Regions from separate parts of the Homo sapiens genome. Here region 1 is linked to region 2. The links are chromatin loops, found by intact Hi-C in ENCODE. Cell type or tissue: gastrocnemius medialis. All regions are shown on one strand. Each heading gives the region's core, and the rest is flanking DNA. Links, peaks and the distances in the headings are about the cores only. Region 1 overlaps CT69 (cancer/testis associated transcript 69). Region 2 has its middle 34 kb from the start of SGK1.

Region 1 (2,919 bases), core at 128-2,627, 110 kb after region 2:
AGCAAGGCAGGTTGATTGCTTGAGTCCAGGAGTTTGAGACCATGCTGGACAGCATGGCAAAACCCCATCTCTACCCAAAGACAAAATCAAAAATTAGCCAGGTGTGGGGACGTGTACCTGTAGTTGCAGCTACTTGGGAGGCTGTGGTGGGAGGATCCCTTGAACCCAGGAGGCCACGGCAGCAGTGAGCTGTGATGACTCCACTGCACTCCAGCCTGGGTGACAGAGTCATACCCCGTGTCCAAAACAAAAGAAGAGTGAGAATAAGAATAATAAGAAGAAAAAGACCAAATTAGTGGGCCTGGATGAACATGTTTTTCGAACCCCTGGAACATCCTAAACGTATTTCTTTCTATCTGTATTTGCCATTAAATGTCACAGAAAAATAATCTTTGCTTTTAAGCCCCTCATGAAGCTCAAGAAGACGAGAAAGTAGCCATTCCAAAGAAATTTTATTTCATTTATTTTATTCTATTTATTTATTTATTTTTCACATGGAGTCTCCCTCTGTTACCCAGGCTGGAGTGCAGTGGTGCACACGCCTCACACTGTGACACAGCGGGAGAGCCCAGAGCGACAGCTGTTGGAATGACTGCACTCTTCCTGCTCAAGTCTGACCTTTCCAAGGTAGGATTTGATTACAACTAGCAATATGGAATTACAAGCAGGGAGAGGTGCCGAGACCACAAGACATCAGGAGACTAAAATAGCAAGGTGGTGAGGCAATCTGCCTTTTATTCCCCTTTCAAGCTATGAGAAGTAGGCAAATGATGCGGCTGAACAATGCCTCCTTGACTTCAGGATATAAAAACTACTTTCATGAGCTTCAAGTCAGGGTAAGTGGGGAAAATGACAATAAAAGTAAATTTAAAAAACCACATTTAAACCCAGTCAACTTAGGATATTTTGTAGTACAAGCGCCAATCTATATGGTTCCTCTGAGATGCCCACATCGCAGGAAGCCTCAAATTTAACTACCAGAAATATTCTGAGAAAATAAAATAAGAAATTCTAAGCTTATAAACGCTTTTGTATGTGCTATTTTAGGTAGTTTTCAGTATGAGTCATTTATCTCCTCCCACAACCGAACTTCAATCATGTTTCAGCTTATTCTAATTAGTTTCTCATTATCTTTTAAATTATTATTTATTTCTGCATGTATTCCTTCCTCAATTTTTAAAAATGTATTATTAAATTTATTGTTGGTAACTCTTTTTCTCAGAAACTCTAAGTTTCAAGAATTTCTCTTATTGTTATTATTATGTTTTGAGACAGAGTCTTGCTCTGTCACCCATGCTGCAGTGCAGTGGTGCAATCTTGGCTCACTGCAACCTCCATGTCCCCAGTTCAAGCGATTCTCGTGCCTCAGCCTCCCGAATAGCTGAGATTACAGGCGTGTGCCAACACACCCAGCTAATTTTTCTATTTTTAGTAGAGACACGGTTTTGAACTCCCGGCCTCAAGTAATCCGCCCACCTTGGCCTCCCAAAGTGCTGGGATTACAGGCATGAGCCACTGTGCCTGGCCAAGAGTTTCCTATATGATGCAGTCATGCTCTGAAAAGGATAAGCAATAATCTAATATGCAATATACAATGCAATAATAATATATGCTTGTATATGTATAATATTTTATAACTACAAAGACTTTCACATATATTATCTCATTTAATCCTGAACACACAATAGCATCCAACCCTCCTCCTTTTCCTCCTGAGCACAGTGTTAAATGTTCCCTATGCAATGTCTCTAGAGATGAAAGAGTCAGGAGAGAAAGACATTAAGGAATATATTTGGATATATTAGGGGACCATGAAAGGTAGTTGAACCAACACTGCATAACCTAGGCATGAGCAGTCCCAGGAGGAGTGGCTTCTCTGCTGTTTATTTCTACTATCTGGTATTGGGCAAGTTAGAACCTCTTCAGACCTCTGTTTGCTCATAGGCAAAATTAACACATACCTGCCCTGACTCCCCGACAGAGCTACCATGAGAATCAAATTAGGTAACATGTGAGAAAATATTTTATAGTTTGCCAGATGCCAAATAAATATTTTTATGAACTTTCTTTCTGTACTTCACTCTTGTGGCATCAACATTTGTGGCATTAACCTAAACAGAAGCCTCAGTCAATTAAAGAATAGAAAAGATAAACATTTTTAGAACTGTAAAGCGTGTTCTAAGAGTTTCTTGGCCATTTGACTTTTCTTATAATCAAAACATAAAGCCATTCACCTGGCAGCTGGGTACCTGAATTATAATTTAGTAACAGTTGCGCTCAAGAGGAAACCAAGATCCTATAGGACCTTTCACAAATCAGGGTTCTTATTTTTTATTATTCTCAAAGTGAAGTCTGCAGACCACCTGCATCCAAATCCCATGGCATAATTATAAACATTTCTGATTGCTGCACCCTGCTTTTACCTACTGAATCAGAAGCTCCCAGAATATGGGCCCAGAAACAAACCTTTTTTTAGAAAACACACTAGCTGATACTTATGCTCACTAGTCCAAGAAACCCAGAACTTACTGGTTGAAATTTGCAAGTTGTAAGAGAACATTTGTTCTTCATTTCTTTCCAGCAGTAACAAGATTTCTCTATCAACATTCTATTAAAAACAGATATGAGCACGTATGTGAAATAAAAGCAGCACTCCACTTGTGTGCAAAATTTGACATCATTTTTTTGAAAGTGCCTTGAAGTAATGTTATCTCAGCTTTCTTTAATTGGATGGTGCATTTATAGGAGGAGTTTGGAAAACATATTCTCTTGCAGTGTTATTCCTGACCTCTACTCAAAAAACTAACAATCTCACAAGCAGTTAAATTGATAACCAACCAGTCATTCTCCAATTAGGAGCCTCAACTCACTTCAAGTAATAACATTAAAATTCTCCAAGTGTTAGCAGTCTGCACTGTA
Region 2 (2,919 bases), core at 233-2,732:
GTTGCAGTAAGCAGAGACCTCGCCACCACACTCCAGCCTGGGTGACAGAGTAAGACTCTGTCTCAAAAATAAATAAACAAATAAAAGGTATATAACAAAGAAAGGCATTTATGAATAGCTATTAGTTTTATGTTTTGAAAGCACTACAGGAAATTCATTCTAGTTTTTCAGATAATCATCAACACTGTGTTTTATACTTTAGGCTTTTCAGATAGAATATGATTATGTGGCAGCTCATACCTGAAATGACTCTTGTGGAATTCAGCTGAGGATATAGCCAATGGCCAAACCATTTGTTGCCAATTTCAGGAGTAATGGTCCTAATTGTTGAAGAATGGAGACTTTCTTCATAGGTTCTACCTGCAGAGGCCTCTCCCAATCATTGTAGACTAGTGGGGTTCTGATGAGAAGTTTCCTTTAGGGCCTTACACAAGAACGTTATGAAACCTCTGCTTTCTTGAAGAACCTAACAATTATCTGTAAGTCTAAGAGTCGTTTGCTGATAGTCAGTGGATGCTCCCGGATTTGTATACTCTGCTGAAGGGACTTAGAGCTGCTCATGGCTGGAAAGGGGGCTCAGAACTTTGTCTTGAAGCTGCCCCTGAAGAGCAAGCACAATAGCTTTATTTAGAAGAAATGATTACTTGGGGTAGCTGAAGAAGCAAGTAAAAAGGGGTTGGAGCTGGTGGCAGCCTAAAACCTCCCCCTTCCACTCCATGTCAGTGCTGCTGATTGTGTTTGGGGGAATAAAAGACATCATATAGCAATTGGCATAGGTCACAAAGGATCAGAAGACAGGCTAATGCTCTTAAATATGACTTAGAGGACTAAAAAAATACTGGTGAGAGACATTTCTAACCAGACTATAAAAGCTACGCGCTATCAGCATAGTTTCTTTCGTTTTGTTTTTCACCCAGAGATATCCCTCCAAAACGCAAGTCTGATCATAGCTCTTCTGAAAGCCTCTTCCTGGCCTCCCACTGCCTGCTGAATCAAGGTTGAGCATGAGAGTTGGTGTGACACAGGGGGCCCTGGCCAGCTCCTAGCCCTCCAGCTGCACCTACTCCCATTATCCCAGGCATCTCTTTGCTGCCTGTTGTTGCTTTCCCATCCAACTCGTCAGTAACACTGACTGCAAGTTTATAGGACAAGATACTATTTCATGCCTCTTTTGCACCTGCTGTTTTCTTTGCTTCCAAGAAAGCCTTGTGGCTTCCCCTCCCTCCACTCTCCCTCCCCCAAAGGCTGCCTGGTGACTGCTATTTCTCCCTGAGAACCAGCTCAGATGTCAGTTTCTGCAGGGCCCTTTCTTAACCACTCCTGACACCCCCAGGGTTAAAAGCTCTCCCTTTAAGCTGCTCTGCGTCCTTCTCACATGTTGTGTTGTATCAGATCATTGGTTCATTTTATTTATGTGTCCTCTTCCAATTCATAAGCTTGTTGGAAACAAGGCTCACCTTTTGATTTGTCTCTCTTTCCCTAGCAACTAGACAGAGTCTGATACATTATAATCAGTCAATATTTTTGGGTGAATGAATCCTAGATTTTAAGTTTAGCAATTATTCTATACTCAATAAATTTCCATGTATTTCATTGAAATTAATTCATCAATACATTTCAAAAATCTGAACTCCCAGCTGTACTGTAGGGTAAACTTTGTAAGTAGTGATGCGCTCCCTAGGTCTGCAGCTTTGAGATCTAAAACAGGGCTGTGCACAATCACTTTAGCTCCTGGCTAAGTCTTTGACCCTGCAATTTAGATGTGATTATATCTTTTGAATTCCCATTATATTTCTGTTGTCAACCTCTCAGACAGCTTAACCACAGTCAGGCAAAGGGAAGAAACACATTGAAGTCTGATTTACAACCTTGTGGTCTTTTGGAGCTGTAAGTCAGATTGAGAAGTTACAGGACAGGGAGACTTTGTAAAGTAGGAACTTCTCACAGTGGTAAGTCAGAAATGAGAAAATCCTAGGTCAGAGAAATAATGGTTCTCCAGTTGCAGGGAGTAGCTGCCATCACACTCTCCATCAACATAGGTCTTTGGGTATCTGCCCATTCTCTAATTCGAGTCTCAGTTTGATGTGAAGTTATCTTCTCTTCTTGAACTCACACATAAATAAGTTCTTCTTTGGAACAGAGGAGTGGATTGCTTGTCAGCCCCTCAGAGACTCCGTGGAACCAGGAGTGAGTCACTCCATGTGGTATTGAGGCTCTTTGTTTGACTAATCTCTCATTTAAGATGTTCAAGTGGCTAATAGATGGGAAAGTTCCCTGGAGAAAGTAACTTGCTTGCTTGTGAGTTTCCGTGTGAGGAATCTCTGAGATCTGCTTCTGAATAGCTCTGCTTTTCATCTTGATCATTCATTAATTCAAAAATGGCTTAAATTGTGGCCTAAACATTGAGGTTTGCTCTTCTCCCACAAATTTTAAACAGGAGACCCTTCCTTTTTTGAGATCTGCTTCGAATAGCTGTGCTTTTCATCTTGATCATTCATTAATTCAAAAATGGCTTAAATGTGACCTAAACGTTGAGGTTTGCTCTTCTCCCACGAATTTTAAATAGGAGACCTTTTCTCTTTACACAAGTTTGACAGACCAAGAGTATGTCCTAAAATTAAGCTGTAGTCTCTAAACTTATGACAGTTTGTGAGAGTTGAAATGCAGTAAATGCAGCTTGCAGTGCCTAGATCGTGATTGCTGGATGAAGATATCTTGGGAACAGAGTCCTTCCTATCTGTGATTGGTATTTTCCAGCTTCCCTCTTCCTTTGTGCAGTTCTGTTCCAGTCCCTGTGCCTCGCCGGCCCCACCTGGAATAGCATTTCTCCGTGTGAGCCTGGTATCTACTTCCTTTAAAAACATTGACAAAATAGGTTTTTCTTCTCTGTCTGAGGAGTCTAGATGAGTCCTCCAAAAA

The links. A loop is a pair of places that touch in the nucleus more often than their neighbours do. Peaks named below come from ENCODE experiments on the same cell type or tissue, not always from the same donor. Only the 100,000 strongest peaks of a DNase experiment are listed, where the experiment ranks them.
Region 1: a loop joins it to region 2, with 5 times the contacts of the local background. A loop is called at or near these places in 3 of 110 quality-filtered maps.

Annotation. Positions count from the first base shown.
Region 1 is chr6:134,464,223-134,467,141 of GRCh38, forward strand. The region is part of intron 2 of CT69 (cancer/testis associated transcript 69); the gene reads right to left. LINC01010 (long intergenic non-protein coding RNA 1010) reads left to right here. Exons shown (of 3, transcript NR_038217.1): 2 at 519-627. Among named protein-coding and RNA genes, the nearest start is that of CT69, 13 kb to the right of the region's middle. In gastrocnemius medialis, for the core only: no CTCF peak of the experiment used is centred there; DNase peaks (open chromatin) are centred at 599, 1,339 and 1,868; H3K27ac peaks cover 2,500 bases.
Region 2 is chr6:134,351,126-134,354,044 of GRCh38, forward strand. No RefSeq gene overlaps it. Among named protein-coding and RNA genes, the nearest start is that of SGK1, 34 kb to the left of the region's middle. In gastrocnemius medialis, for the core only: no CTCF peak of the experiment used is centred there; a DNase peak (open chromatin) is centred at 1,236; H3K4me3 peaks cover 626 bases; H3K27ac peaks cover 2,213 bases.